Regions from separate parts of the Mus musculus genome. Here all the other regions are linked to region 3. A link is a loop called in an ENCODE intact Hi-C map of the cell type or tissue named here. Cell type or tissue: left cerebral cortex. All regions are shown on one strand.

Region 1 (5,000 bases), 67 kb before region 3:
CCAACCATTTTAATGTCAGGTAATGGTGCCTAGAACTGTCATGAACTTTCCTGTGTCCATAGACCTTCATTTGCAGAACATTAGCAACATTTACCTCCTTTCTTCTGTTTCTGAGTTTTGAAATCATGTACTCTTTGGCCAGCCTTCATAGTTAATTGATCCATTTAACATCATGTAATTTCCCCCTTTACTTTTGACTATTTCTTATGAACTCTGTTTCTATATTAATTTGATCACACCTAACTATTTTGTTAATGTTTATATAGCAATCTTCTCCCATCATTTTTATACATTTCTACTGATGCCTTTGAATTTAGTTTCTTGCAGGCAGCATATAGTTGGGTCATTTACAAAAAAATGAATGAATAGCTTTGAAAAATTTGGTTGGGATATGCCTATCTGTGGATATATGTGGGTCTTTCCCTGTTAAAAAAGGGCTCCCTTAGTTTTGTGAACCTTAGGACAAGAAGCTAATGTCTGTCTATGACACTGGCAAGATACCAGCACAGACTCTTTTATGGTGTCTCACAGGGAGACATTATTGGGTTTATAGTAAATAGTAACAGGATCCTACTGAGCTAGTTTTTATTTGTGTGTTTTCAAGGTGAGACTTGGCTGTTTAGTAAAGGCAGAAGAAATCCCAGGGCACGGTGCTGCTATATCTCAGGTTGGGACTAACTCTTGGTCTTTGTTTTCTGGCCCCTGGAATCACACACAGGCTTGAGAAGAAACCAAGTTTAAACAGCAGAAGCTGGTAGATCATATAGCTGATTTCCCCTGTACTCGTGCAAGTGTATGAGAGAGATTCGAATCATTTGATTACATGTAGATGAGATAGGTCTCAAAAGAGTGAGGTGAGAGTGAGAGGGACTTCAGGGATGGAGAAAGGGGACATGGAAGTTTCAGACTTCAGGAGCAGCTTTGATGATTCTCTGGTGATAGAAAGGACAGTTTGGGGCTGTCTTGGTTGTTGGAAACTAACTTCCTGGGAACTCTGGGAAGAGATGTAATAGGAGAAGAGACTGTGGTGGGCCAGTTCCTGTAGGAAAGTCATTGGGGAGGGGGCATTGACACAGCTACAAACTGTCTCACTTAGCAGTCAGAGGAGTCCCCTTAATCTTTTAGGGATCTTGACTTGGACCAGGCCAGGATTCATGGCTGTGATGCAGAAGGAATTTCAGGGCCAGCCAACATAATACAGAGTTGGAAACTGTCTTAGTTTGTTTTCTCACTACCGTGATAAAATAGCCTGGCAAATACAACTTATGAGAGAGAGAGGGATTGTTTCAGCTCATAGTTCAAGGCACAGTCCATCAGAGGAGGGACATCAAGGCAGTAGGCTCTTGAAGCAGCTGGCCACATCAATCAGGAGCAGTGAGCATTGCATGCATGCTGCTGCTGGGTCTCCTGTCTTTACTTGTTCAGGACAGCATCCCAGCTGAGGAGTGGCATCACCCAGAGTGAGTGGGTCTTCCTACTCAATTAACACAATCCAGATGATGTCCCACAAGCACTCCCAGGTACCCTTTCCCCAGGTGGCTCTAGATTCTGTCAAGTCAGCAATAAATGCTAACCAGCACAGAGATTCTATTAAAGGCATTAATAAAAAGTGACCAACAAGAAAACAATAAAGCATACACAGGAACACAGATCTGGGTTTCAATAAAAGAAAAATCAAGACACACCCAAGTGTGGGTACAAGTTCTTCAAGGAATGACAGCAACAAATTGTCTTTGCAATAGGCATGCATACTGCTTTGGCTGCTCTCTCACTCTCCAGTTATATCTCAAAAGATTTCAACATCACCCTCCCCACTCGGTGAGTGAGATTGCAGAAAGACTCTGGAGGTATCTTCAATGCAATTAGTCTGATAAGTTAAAACCAGGAGCCACAGAGGAGTTGCACAGAGGTTTAGTATGTGTCCTTAGCCCCACCAATGGAGTTTCTGGTGAGATTCATCGAAAGTTGCAGGTTTATAACTGGGAAGGGAAAAGACCTTAAGCAATTGTTAATTGCACAAGAATTGTCCTAGCTGGGAAAAGGCTTCAACTAGACTCATGGGTGAAAGGCTATTTCCTTCTCATGTCTCTGTCATTTTTCCTGCCTCTACATTCTGCTTGAGGTACAGCTCAAGCCCTGCTCCCTGTCCTCTACATCTCAGCTAAGCTTGCTCTTCCTGGCCTGGGGATCAAGACTCAGTTCCCTCGACTCTGCTGGACCTAAGGGACTATGTTCCTGGAGAGAGCTGATCCAGCAATGAGAGAGTGATCACTGGTGTCCTCCCCCTGCTCCCATTTTCAGACAGTGGTGGTGCATTCAGAGAGGACACACCCAAGCAAAGACTTAAAGGGAGAAACCCTGTGGGAGACAGCAGATCTGAGGTGGAGTCCTGAGCATGAGCAAGTGTCCAGAGAAAGCCAAGGATGTGTGGGAACACCAGGGCCTTAAGGATGGCACCCAATGTGGGCATTAGGGGCTAGAAGATGAGGGCACACTGGGACATCAGGGGCTGGAGTGAATCATGTGGTCTTCCTGCATGGATGCCGCAGACATATTAGGGGTCTAGATGAGGGTTATTGGTCTCAGAGGGAGGAGTGTATGGAGGAGCAGTAAGTATATATGGAAATGGATCAGTGATTTCTGATCAGGGGAACCTGCAAGAGGAGTGCTGTAAAGGAGTTTGGTAGGCCGTGATTGTGAGAAGAATCCAAGCTCTGTATACTCCAGGCATAGCAGGAGATAGAGGAGTCCGTGGAAGCACAGACCTCAGCAAAAGGTAGCAGTGGGGCAGGGTGTGGGGAGCTCTTAGCATGTGTGCTATTTGTTTTTAATGTTCTCAAATAGTAGGCTTACACACACTTTTTTTTTTTTTTAAAGTGATGGCCGTGCTTAGCAACAGACTCCCAAACATTTTGAAAAGGAAGATCTTTGTACACGCTTGGGGTGCCTGGTGTATAGGGTGGGCTGGGCCTACATCTGCTGTGTCTGAGTCACTGGATCCCCCCTCTCCCTCCTGATTCATGGGTTGGAAGCCATCCCACCAGATGGCTTGACATCCAAGAGATGCGATTTAGTGCTGCCTGCTCCCATCCCCAGAGCACCCCCTCCGGCAAGCTCTCTCACCACAAAACCACAAGTCCGCGTGGGAGCCGTCTCTGAGGAGGATTCTGTGGCATGATTGTTTGGGAACGGCTCCCTGTAGTCTCCTGGGAGGTCAGCAAGGCCCAGGAGGCAGAGCCAGGGAGTTTTCCAGTCGAGAAATGGAGGAAGAAAGGACCACAGATAAGATACAGTTCTCACGGGCTGCATCTTAAAGACCCTCTCTTCAACTAGGCTCAGCCTCTTTAGTCTCTATGATCTCTTCCAGTAGTCTATTAAGTTCTGGGCACATTAATTGACTAATCCACAGGTCATGTCAGAGCCCTTGCTATCCACCCCCCCTAAAGCCCCATCTCTGATCATTGCTGCATTTGGGACCAAGGCTTTAACACATGAGCCTTTGGGGGACAGCCTGGATTCAAGCTCATGTCCATCCCAGAATGCAAAATCCACTCAGACAATCACCATGAGCCCCATAGTCCATCAACACACGCATTATGTAGAAGTTCAAGTCTTTCAAAGTCTCTTCTGAAACTCAAGGCAACTTTTGGTAGCGAAACTGCAAAGACAACAACAAAAACAAGTCACATAACCCAATGTACTATTCTCAGACTCAGGGTCAGAGGTTCAGTCCTAAAACAGCAACATCTCAGAGAGCAATGTTGAGGTGAAGGGAGCTTCATTCTGTCACGAGAGGATAAGGACATCCCTTTGCCCATAAGCCAGCATCTCTATCCCTGGGGACTGACTGACTACAGACTCAGGGGAGACAATTAGGGAGAGGAGGGTGGTGAAGGGGATTGTCTTACCTTCTTGTTTTGCAGGGGGAGTTGTTAAAAATCTCCCAGGAATTCAATTGACCCCTTTCTCTCTCTCCAGTCTGGGATTTTTGGGGTTTCTGATCATTGAGACTGGAAGGTGTCTTTAGCCTAGAAAGGCAAGAAAGATGAGGCGGGTCTGGAGCCAACTCATTTGAACTATAGTCTTAGACAAGGTGTTTCTCGGCAATAAGCGTGGTCCACTCAGAGATAAGTAGAGACTGACTCAAGGGACTAACAACATGAAGAAAGGTTACCAGCTGGACAGGATGCCAGCCTTCCTGCCCACTCTAGCCATTCATCAGACATCTGTAGCCAAGTAAAGAGCCAAGGTTGGCCCAAAGAAGTGTCCCTGAACAGTCACCCAGGCAACTGTTCTCACAAACAACAGCCAATACGTTAACAGCAGCCAGGTCAATGGGGAGAGCTAATGAGGAATGCCCAGGTCTGTGATCTCCTGGTCAGTGGTTTCCAAGTCTGAGTGAGTGTAGCTGAAAGATCTACTTAGGTTCTCCTTACCCAGTAGGCCAGGATTGTCACTGTGACCAAGCAAGTTTCATAGGACAGTTTTTCCCATGTAACTCCGGTCTGATAGGCCTTGAGAAGAGGTGGACCTGGGCCTGGGAAGCCTTTGCAACGTGTGTGGGTCTCCCTTTGCCCCTCCCTCAGTGGACAGGACACTCTAGCTGGTCACTAGGGGAAGCCCTCAACAGGTCCAGTGACTCTAAGAGCCCTATCCCTTCATGCCAACAGTCCTCTTGGTTAACTAGTTGATGTCAGCTCCCTCATGACTGCACACTTCATTGTCAAACTGATGCAACTTAGGGTCGTCTGAGGCAAACGTGCCAACTGAAGAATTGCCTAGATCAGATTGGCCTGTGGATATATCTATGGGGACGCTGTCTTTACTGCTAATTGATGTGGGAATACCCAGCCCACTGCTGGTAGTAATAGCCCTCGGCAGGTAGTCTTGGGGGTGTACAAAAGAAAAAGTTAGCTAACTATGAGTCTGTGAGTGAGTCAGTGAACTAGCCAGTGGGCAGTGTTGCTCAGTGGTTCCTGCCAACAGGTTCCTGCCTTAAA
Region 2 (5,000 bases), 110 kb before region 3:
GAATCTGGGTGCTTGAGTGTGCATGTACGCACGCGCGCACACACACACACACCATGAAACCAACCAATTAGAAAATGACAAGCATTGGGGATATAAAGGAATTTGGGACCCTGAGTACAGCTGATGAGAATGTAAGCACATTGGTGTCAGAACCCTGGAGGTGTCTCCAAAGATTATAAACAGAACTGCCAAATAATATAACTCCTCCATTTCTGGGTACATCTTTATTTATTCAAAGAATATATATGCATATATATACACACATACACACATATATATGTATGTATACACACACACATATATATGTATGTATACACACACATATATATGTATATATGTATATATGTATATATGTGTGTGTGTGCGCACGCGCGCGCACACACACACACACACACACACACACCCCTTTCCCTCCTCTCCAGGGTCTCACCACATAGCTAAGTAGAACAAACCTCAAGCATTGCACACCACAATGGGTAGATTAGCAGAGAGCCAGAGAGTAGATGGCATGCGTTCTGTCCAGCTTCTCTGGTGGGTAACGGGCAATGAGTGGAACCTGGGCCCCTCAGAACAGAACTCCCCACTCCTTATGCCAGTTCCCTGCCGTGTGGACTAGGAAGCTGCCCCTTGTCTATCTGGCATTTGTGTCTTGGATCTCCAGTGGGCACTCATGGAGATGCTGCCCATAGTTTGGACCAGCCAGTACTGAGGGCAGAGGCTGGGTTCCTAGGTTTGCTCATGTGCAGTACCCCTAGGTTTGCTCATGTGCAGTGGGGGTTCTAGACTCTCAGATTTCATGAATGGACAAAAGAGACACAACGAGGCTGGCTGGATTCTGAGAGTCATATCAAAGAACCTCCGATGCCCGTAGCTTCCCATGCCCTGCCGAGAGACCTCCTTAGAGGCCTCTCTAAAGAAGAGCTCACTGGATTTGCTGGCAAATCACTGCTGGACAGGAAGGAACCCACCCTCCAGCACACAAACTGCCCAAGTGGCAGTAGTCTTGACTACTTCTTCCAAGGTCTGTGCTGGCTCCCCAACACCATTTCACTGGGAAACGCACTGTTCCCAAGACTGAAGCACAGCTTTCAGAATGGATGCTCTAAACCCCTATGTTCAACCCCTCCCAATTGGTATCACCTGTTCCCTGGGACCCTAGGTCCAAGCCCAGTCTCTGGCCCCACCTTTTCTCTCTAAGGGATCCCAGACACCTGTGTAACCTCCAGTTTCTGTGAGATGAAGCTGCAAATGCCCTGTTTCTTTTTTTCCTTTGCTATGTGTGTGCTAGCCTCAAGAGCCAGAACTATTTAACTGGGGGAAGGGGAGGAACCCAGCAACTTAATCTGGACCTTAAATGTTCCTTGTTGGTACCTTGTCCCTCTATGGCACTTGGCTCCATGTCCTCAGATGAGTATGGAGATACCCCCAGAATACCCAGGCTTCACGAGGGGGCTGTGTTGCTGTCTATAGGAGAGGTGTCTCTGAGGTTGCCCACTGGAGTCCCCAAGGGACTGGAGTGCCCAAGGGAGTCTCAGGGCTAGGATAGAGCCAAGAGTGACAGACTTTATTATTCCTGGGTCCACCCTCATCTTTATGATTCCTGCCTGGTCTCTCCTTAAGCACAGTGGGAGTACCTCGAGATGGCGAGGTGTCCCCTTGAGAGCACCTGGCTAGCCCACTGCTGGGACCTGAGACTCCCTTCTCTGCCTCCCGCAGAGTACCCTTGAAGTCCATCTGAGGAACTAGTTCAAGTGGCTCTGTTACCTTCCTTCCCCATGAAGACTACCCTTCTTCCTTAGGGCCTACGGAGAGGCTAACAACGGACTGTGTGCAGGTTCAAGTCACAGCGTATTTTCCCATTGAGGCAATTTAGGTTCCTTAACCCTTGGGAGACAACTCAGACCTGCTAGCAATGGCCATGGGTCTGACCAGATGTGAGACACTCTGAGGACTGGGGAAGGAGCAGGGATCTGGTCTGTCAGTGGTGAGCAGAAAGCTGTGGAGTCTAGAATAAGAAGCCTGCACCCCAACCAGGCTCTGTCGAACAGAGGCCTAGGGGCCACCTGGAGACTAGAACCTGGGGCAGGACCTTCGGTTTGGGTAGAACTGTGCTCACCTTAGACCCCTGAGGTGCAGCCCCCGAATCCTGTTCCCCCTTTTCCCGCGTGTCCCAGCTGGACACCATGCGAAGAAGCTTACCTGGCTTGGAGAAGATGCCTGGGTACTTCCCGAGGACAGCCCGGGTCCTGACGGCCCGAGGTGCGGGCGCCGAGTGGGTAGGAGGGAGGGGACCCAGGCGCGGCCCGGGACTGAACGGGAGGGGACCAAGCCAGGGGCCTCCCACTTTAACTCTGTCCCGGGCGGGCGGATGCCTGGAAAACTCGACCGCTGGGGGGCGCTGCGGCCCCGCGGATGGGCGGGGTCAGCGGGTGGGGCTGCTGGACGGACTAAGATGAAGCTGGGGAATGAGCTGGGGGAGGGGAGGAAAGGAAGGCGAGGGGAGGGAGTGGCCAGGACACGCAGCAGGGTTGGAGCTGGACCATCTCTGTGCTGTAGTGCCTGGTGACTTTTTTATTTTTCCTTGCAAGCCTCTGGACTCCTAGGTCTCCCAGACCTTTGCTCAAGCTCCCTCCTCCTCTACGTAAAGGAAGGAGCCCCCCCCCCCCCCCCCCGTAGAAGCTATTCTTATCCTGTTGGGCCAGGGCTCCCTCCCCCGCTCCCCCCACCCCCAGTATTCTGACTGAAGTTGGGCGGGATGTGGGGTTGAACTTCAAAGTGCAGTGAAGGGATGCAAAGAACGTATGTCTTTGGGGTTCAGCGGGCCCTGAATTGGTATTGAGGCTCCTGGAAGTTGATAGGGCCCTGAAGAGGCAAGAGGACCAGGCATAGATGTAGGAGCCCTGGCATTGGTATATAACCCTTTCCTCCAAGAATCCCAGAGGTCGGCTTTGAGTGGGGTCTGCTCACATCGCTGGCAGGGTGCATAAGCTATGGCTAGGGCCTTAACTTTCTAGCCTGGAGTAGGACTGGCTCTGAGAAGTACAGGCAGGGATAGGGAAGGGGCTCAATTCGGGGCAGTTCTCAAGGGTGCAGGGTAGTGGGGGTGATGAGGCTTGTTTCTCATACAGCTGAGTAAATCTCTGATCTAGCCCCTGACTTCCAGTCCCACTCTGTGTTCTCCCCCTACCCCCTCCTGTCCAGGGAGGAACTACTTTTGGTAAGCCCATATTGCTGGAGGTCCTTGTCTTTAGGACCTTCCTGCCTCTGCCCATTGAAGCTTTGTCATCTCTTTCTTCTGATGTCTCACACCTGAGAAGTTGGCTCAAGGCACCTTCCACAGTGTCTTGGATCCTTGTGCCTAAGTAGTAATGGAGGACCAGTGTTTCTTCTAAGGAATAGGAAAATGCCATTAAGGTGACCTCTTGGGAGCTGAAAGCTGTCCCTACAGGTCCCAGCCTGAGAGATATCAGCCTGTACCACTTACCACTTGCAGTCCCTAGGACCTGGAGCCCTGACCTGACTATTAGCAATGCAGCATCAGTACCAGCCTTTCATGGGCAGTGCCAGCTATTGCTGTGTGCCGTGCTCTGTGCTGGAGGTCTTTTGAGAGGGTAGGGAGGGACTAGAGCCAGAGGTGTAAGTATGCATGAGTGTCTTATGTATGGTATTTGCATCTCTCTCTCTCTCCCTCCCCCTCTCTTTGTCTCTCTATCTCTCTCTGTTTCTCCCTCTGTTTCTCCTTCTCTGTATCTTTCTCATCTCTCTGTCTCTATCTCTTTGTTTCTGCATCTCTCTGTCTCTCTATCTCTATGCCTCTCTCTATCACTGACTCTGTCTTTTTCTCTCCGTTTCTTTGTCTCTCTGTCTCTATCTCTGTCTGTCTGTCTGTCTGTCTGTCTGTCTGTCTCTGTCTCTGTGTGTGTGTGTGTGTGTGTTTGTGTGTGTGTGCGCGCGCTCCTGAAAGAGAGCATCTGTCTGTGTCACGGTGTGTCTGTGTGTGACAGCTGCATTGGTGCCCATGAGCAAGAGGCTCAGGCTTGTGCTCCAGCCATGGAAGACCGCAGCTGACCTGGCCATGCCTCAGCTTTTGTATTCTTCCTGTCTTGGCTGCTCTCCAGCAAAAGGACGCTGACAGATCCCAAGATCTGAATCTTTCGAGGGATTAGTTCTCCAAGACAATTTAGGAGTGACAAGGCTGAAGTTTCCCCACCAGCTCCTCACAGGGGTTTGTCTCACCAGAGGCTCCAATACCTGTGGCTACCAGCTCTGTGTCTTCCCAAGCATTGCCAAGTCAGTTGCATCTGATCCCTGCTTCTCAGAGGATTTCCATTAGCATCCAGAAGGGCCGCAGGGGTGGAGAAAGGGGCAACAAAGTAACCATTCACTGGCAGAAGACAACGAGAGGACGCTGCCTTGATTGGGGGATATTGTCTGTAGTACAAGAGAGTAAACTGTTGCAGGTTTTACCCTGGGCTAGACCAGGGAACACCTCAATGTGGCAGAACGGGAATCTGAAGGATGTGGAGGACAATGGGGTGGGATGGTTACTCCTGAGATGCTTTGATGTCCTGTAGAGGGACAGCTGGAGACCAAGACGCTTAGCCATCAGCGAAGGGCTCCTTCTGATACCAGAGGGCCTCTTAGTGTCTCTCTAATAGCTAAAGGAAATCGTGCCTTGTTCTGAGATGACAGGGAGGCCCACTTGGCTCCAGGCACATTTGAGAGACACCTGGGTTGGACATCCATGGAAACTGCATATGTGGCCTTGTGTACCCCTGGCTCTTGAGGCCCGCAGACAGGGTGATCTTTTCTAAGTCAGCCATTCCTCCTAGTGATGAACAATGCTTTGAGGGCGTGATTAGAGCCCCACTGGAGGCTGCCTGAGGACTGAGGAGAAGTCCCCTAGTGTGGGGATGTGTAGGGTTGGAGCAGATGAAACAGAATCTGCACTTGATAGAGTTGGAAGAGCTAGCTGGCACATATTCATAGGAGCAGCGAGG
Region 3 (5,000 bases):
TACGAGCCCAGGACCGTGTTGGAGACCACCAGGTCTGGGGTATGCCCTCCTTGTCTTTATCCCCCAACAGCCACAAAAGCAGATCCTGCCCCTCCCACCCCCAACCAGAGTCTGTAAGTGATATTCTGGGGATCAGACTGCTGATCAACATGCAAAATTGCTGCCTTTCTCAGCCAGAGGTGGCGCTGGGGAGCTGGGGAGCCGCACCAGGCATGCGTCCTGTCTCTGCAGAGCCCCTGGCACTTGGAGTGTGGGTTCCACTGTATAAGCCTCGCGCTGAACTGTGATTGATATTTCCCAGCTGCTGCCAAGACTCTTCGTGGAAAACTGCTATAGCCTGACCGCCTGAGTTCTAGCGAAGACAAGCCTAGTCAGAGAAGACTTCCTCACCCCACCCTGCTGTGCGCAGGAGAGAACAGGACACTCCCTGCTCTCTGCAGGGAGCCAAGCAGGGGACTCCAGGCCCAGTTCACTCTTCACCTCAGGTAGCCAAGGATTGTCACAGCGGAACAGCAATATATGCAAGGGGTTGCTAAGACCCTTGGTCTCTTCTCAGCCACACTGGGGCTTGGAGACTCTCCAGCCTGCTGCTTCAGGGTGGCCTGGCTGGCAGCCTTGTCCTCTCACCCTGCCTGGCCTCATCCCCCAACCATGGAAGCCCCTCATCCTTGGTACTCTCTGAAGATGTCGAGGAGACCGAGGGACCCAAGATCAGCCAGGGCAGCAAGACAGGCTGCATGCAAGAGGTGGTCAGGGGTCTTTTCTAGCCTCTGTGCTCTAGGCTGGGGACATAAGAACCAGGGACATTCAGATCTGGGCTGGTTCCTGCTCTGTCATCTACCAGTTCTGTGACCTAAGGCCAGAGAAACAAGCCAACATTGTGTTGCCACATCTTCAGGAGATACCCCTCTTAGTATTGGTTAGTGAGAGTTTATGATGGGCTATTAATGGCAGTGTCGGAGTAAGACAGTCTCAATTCCTTATCAGGAGGCCACCATCAACAGGTCCCATGTAGACTCTGTCCAGATGTGCTAGAATAGTGATTCTTAGCCTTCCTAATGCTGTGATGATTTAATATAGCTCTCCATGTCGTGCTGACCCCCGACTATAAAATTATTTCATTACTGCTATTGTTAAGAAGCCGGGCAGTGGTGGCACACACCTATAATCCCAGCACTTGGGAGGCAGAGACAGGTGGATTTCTGAGTTCGAGGCCAGCCTGGTATACAGAGTGAGTTCCAGGACAGCCAAGGCTATACAGAGGAACCCTGTCTTGAAAAAAACAAACAAACAAAAAAGAATCGTAATGTAAATATCTGATATGCAGGATATCTGGTATGTGACCCCTGTGAAAGGGTCGTTGAACACCCCACCCCAAAGGGATCTTGATCCACCGGTTGAGAATCACCATTCTAGGAGGTACCCTAGGACCTTCTATCTGGCATCTGATTCCATAGCCCCGGCTTCTCTAAGGAGGCCTCTTGGCAGTCAGATGTGCACCCTGGGTCACATCTGGGGTTCCTAGGAACGGCTACAAGCCTGCATGATTTTTCTGATCTATCAAACTCTGGAGCAAGAGATGTCTCTCGCTGTTCTGTGGAAAAGGGCCTCGTTCTTGCTCAATGATCTCCAGAGATTGAGGGGCCATTCAAGCACTTCCATGCAGGGGTTAACTTTAAAGAGAAAAAGTATTGTTGACAGTCAAAAGCCAATAAAATCAAGACCCACAAGAGTGAGAGGTAATTAAGCCTGTTCAGTGCCTGTCTAGGATCCCTGGGCTTCAGGTGACTGACTCAGATATCTTCTTCCCTTGTTGGCAAAACTCCCCCAAATCAGCACTAGGACTTGGGGTACACATGTGCCCTGGGTTATTTATGCCAGTTTCTTCCCCAGCACACACCGGAAATCTCACGTTCTGGTGGTTAGTGATTAAGGCCCAGAGAGGCTCTCAGGGGCCAATATGCTGGGCTTGAGCGCCCTCTGCTGTCCATCTGGGCACTTTGCTGGATGTTCACAGACAGAGACAGAGCGGCTGTGGAATGGTAGTCATCATTGCCTACCTCAGGCTTGCTTGAATAGATTGAGTCTAGGAAGCATTGAAGTCAATGAAGCCTCTGGGGAGATTCCATTTTCAGCCTTCCTGAGGCACAGTGTGCCCTGTCTCAACAAAGGTACAGGAAACTATCCTACCAGAGGCTGGCCCCTGTCACTTGGTAGGCCCAGTCCCAGATACAGAACAAGTGAGCAGCCTCAACTCTGTGACTAGCCCAGCTGCTTCCCACCTCTGCTTGCCTGTTTCAGAAGTTTCTAACCTTCCTGAAGCCAGAGCTCTCTGTAAAGAGGGGAAGGCTAACCCTAGGATATCTTAGGCCTAGGTATCCCAGAGCCTGGCACCATAACCCTGTGCCGTAAGAGTGTTTTCTAGGATCTTCATGTATATCTAGACATCAGTAGGACTCCCCATGGTAACTCCTAGCCTCAGAATTAGAGTCACAACCAAGGGGAAGGATCTGGGTTAGGGTTGAGATTAGGTTAGGGTCAGTTCCAATGAGCAACTTGTTCCTATCAGAGACCCCACATGACATAAACTACCACTAAGCATACTCCCACGTTCAGTTCCAGGGGCCAAGTCAGTGAAAGGTGTCCAATACTTCTTAGAGGGTCCCCCAAAAGGTGAGGGCAACTCCTTCAATCTTCCTCCTTGAAGGCAAATGTCTAGTGCCTCAATAAGGTGATCAATGCTTCAGGGACACAGGTTAGGACCTGTCCTTGCCCCTTGTCTGCCCACCTGGTTCTGAGATTCCAGAGAGTAGAGGTCAGCAGGTGGAAACGTAGGCAGGTCAGGCCCTGGGCAGCAGTGGCTATGAGTTCTTTGAGGATTTCCTGAGCAGCAGTTGGGATGGGAGACTCAGCACTCAAAGCAGGCTTGGCAACGCTTGGCTTCTGGTTGTACGCTGGTTCCTGGAGGATGAAGGTTAATAGGGCCTGGATCCCGACTGCCATTCTCCCCAATTAGACAGCCAAAGATCACCGGAGTCAGGACGCCTGACGTCATGGCAACCCTCGACACTCGCCACTGCTGTTACCATTTGTGTGTGTGTGTGTGTGTGTGTGTGTGTGTGTGTGTGTGTGTGTGTGAAATCACAGCAGCTGGAGGTAGAGAAAGCTACCCTGGAACCCAGGTCCAGGAGTCATGTGCTCAGGAATAGAGAGAAGCTGAGGTTCTGACAAACGAAATTCCACTGATAGAAGTAGTGGCACTCTGGGAAGAGGCTGGACACCCAACACGTAGACTGTCTCAGATATCAATAACTTCCTGAATTCTACTATATTATCCATGACCTTACAACCTTAACGGGATTGTGTCCACCATTAATACTCTCTGAATTCTGTTCATTGCCAGATGCTTATTCTTGTTAGCAGCAGTGCTGCCATTGTCGTAATTTCTGTATATTTTTATTGGTTCGGGTTTGTAGTATTATAATGGAGTGGTGTTATATACTTTCCAGTTCTAATCCTCTTAATTTCACTTTCCGATCTAATCCCATTGGCTAGAACCTCCAGCAACGCTAGGAATCCAGAATGCTAGGAAAAAACCCAAAGGGAGCCGTGTCCCACTCTTGGAAGCTTGCACCTGCACTCTGGGGGAGTCTGACCTCACGGAGGCCTGGAAGGCAACATCACCCGGGGCAGCCACAGCTGCGACTGATGGGGGCGTGATTGTGGTGACAAGTCCCCTTGAGTCATGAAACTGGATGCACATTGTCATCCATGCTCCAAAGCTCTCTGAAATCAAACTGAGAAATCTTCAAGCTCTCCTAAAAGCAGGGTGTGCTCCTACCCACGTGTACTGCAGTGATCTGAATGGAAGACTAACAGGCTCAGTCTATTACCCAATCTACATAACATAACCATAGGCTGCCAACTGTCTTACCAATGGTTTTTATGGTAAAAGAGAAAACACGTTTAATCTCAGCGCTGGAGAAGTGGAATCTTTACTACTGAGGTGTAGCATTATTCTTGGAGAGAGATGAATGAATGTCTACTCACCCCAGATAGGGGACTGGTGACAGACCACCAGGAAAGATAACACCAAAGTCCAACTTGGACTTTTTAGCTTTTTGGTTTTTGTTTTTAATTTTTTGGTTTTTAAGGCAGGGTTTTTCTGTGTAGCCCTGGTTGTCCTGGAATCTTGCTAGGACCAGGCTAGCATTGAACTCTTAGGAATGACCTGTCTCTGCCTCCTGATTGCTGGATTAAAGGCATGTGCCACCACTATCCAGTGAAGCAATGAGTTTTAATTATCAGGAATATGAGTGAAGGGTTACTTTACTTATAAGATCATGAATTATCTCAAAGACAGCTTTATCATCAAAGCCTACCCAGCAAGGGCAGTGGCTTATGAAAGCTGGGAACCTAATATTCTTTACAACATAGAGGCAGTTCAGCAGGCTGGAGAGTGCCTTTCAGTAGTCTTTTCTCCTTGGCGTGGGAAGATTTAATTTATCTGGTCAGTTTCAGGGACTTCCTGAAGCCTTTGAGTTGTTGGCTCCTGAGCTTTACAGACTTCTGTGTGGGAACATCCAATATCTTTAGCTTCTCACTCAGACAGGCTATATTTTGATGAAACTGCCACACAAAAGGTATATGGGGAGAATCTGTCTCAGGAAGCACACACATATGCATGTACACACACACACACACACACAGAGAGAGAGAGAGAGAGAGAGAGAGAGAGAGAGAGAGAGAGAGAGAGAGAGAAAGAGAGAGAGAGATCTTTTCAGAATGAAAGGTCTATAATATTTGTATGATACATATGTAATTGACTAGTACGATGCCTTACATTTACATTTGTACATATGTTCCATGCCTGGGTGTACATGGGAGTGTCATAGTTTGTGTGAGTTATAGGACACACAGCCTGAGAGTCAGTTCTCTCCCACCATGTGGGTTCCATGTATTGAACACAGGTGTCAGGCTTGACAACAAATGCCTTTCTT

The links. A loop is a pair of places that touch in the nucleus more often than their neighbours do. Peaks named below come from ENCODE experiments on the same cell type or tissue, not always from the same donor. Only the 100,000 strongest peaks of a DNase experiment are listed, where the experiment ranks them.
Region 1: it touches region 3 in a loop (2.1-fold over the local background); 2 of 42 quality-filtered maps call a loop at or near these places.
Region 2: it touches region 3 in a loop (7-fold over the local background); 24 of 42 quality-filtered maps call a loop at or near these places.

Annotation. Positions count from the first base shown.
Region 1 is chr10:76,666,042-76,671,041 of GRCm38, forward strand. No RefSeq gene overlaps it. Among named protein-coding and RNA genes, the nearest start is that of Gm35608, 9.2 kb to the right of the region's middle. In left cerebral cortex, a CTCF peak has its summit at 3,124; a DNase peak (open chromatin) is centred at 3,025; H3K27ac peaks cover 523 bases.
Region 2 is chr10:76,621,052-76,626,051 of GRCm38, forward strand. Col6a2 (collagen, type VI, alpha 2) reads right to left here and starts at 2,353. Exons shown (of 28, transcript NM_146007.2): 1 at 2,200-2,353. In left cerebral cortex, a CTCF peak has its summit at 2,376 (motif pointing right); a DNase peak (open chromatin) is centred at 2,417; H3K4me3 peaks cover 708 bases.
Region 3 is chr10:76,733,247-76,738,246 of GRCm38, forward strand. No RefSeq gene overlaps it. Among named protein-coding and RNA genes, the nearest start is that of Col6a1, 9.7 kb to the left of the region's middle. In left cerebral cortex, CTCF peaks have their summits at 199 and 1,982 (motif pointing left); DNase peaks (open chromatin) are centred at 218, 1,971 and 3,787; H3K4me3 peaks cover 415 bases; H3K27ac peaks cover 395 bases.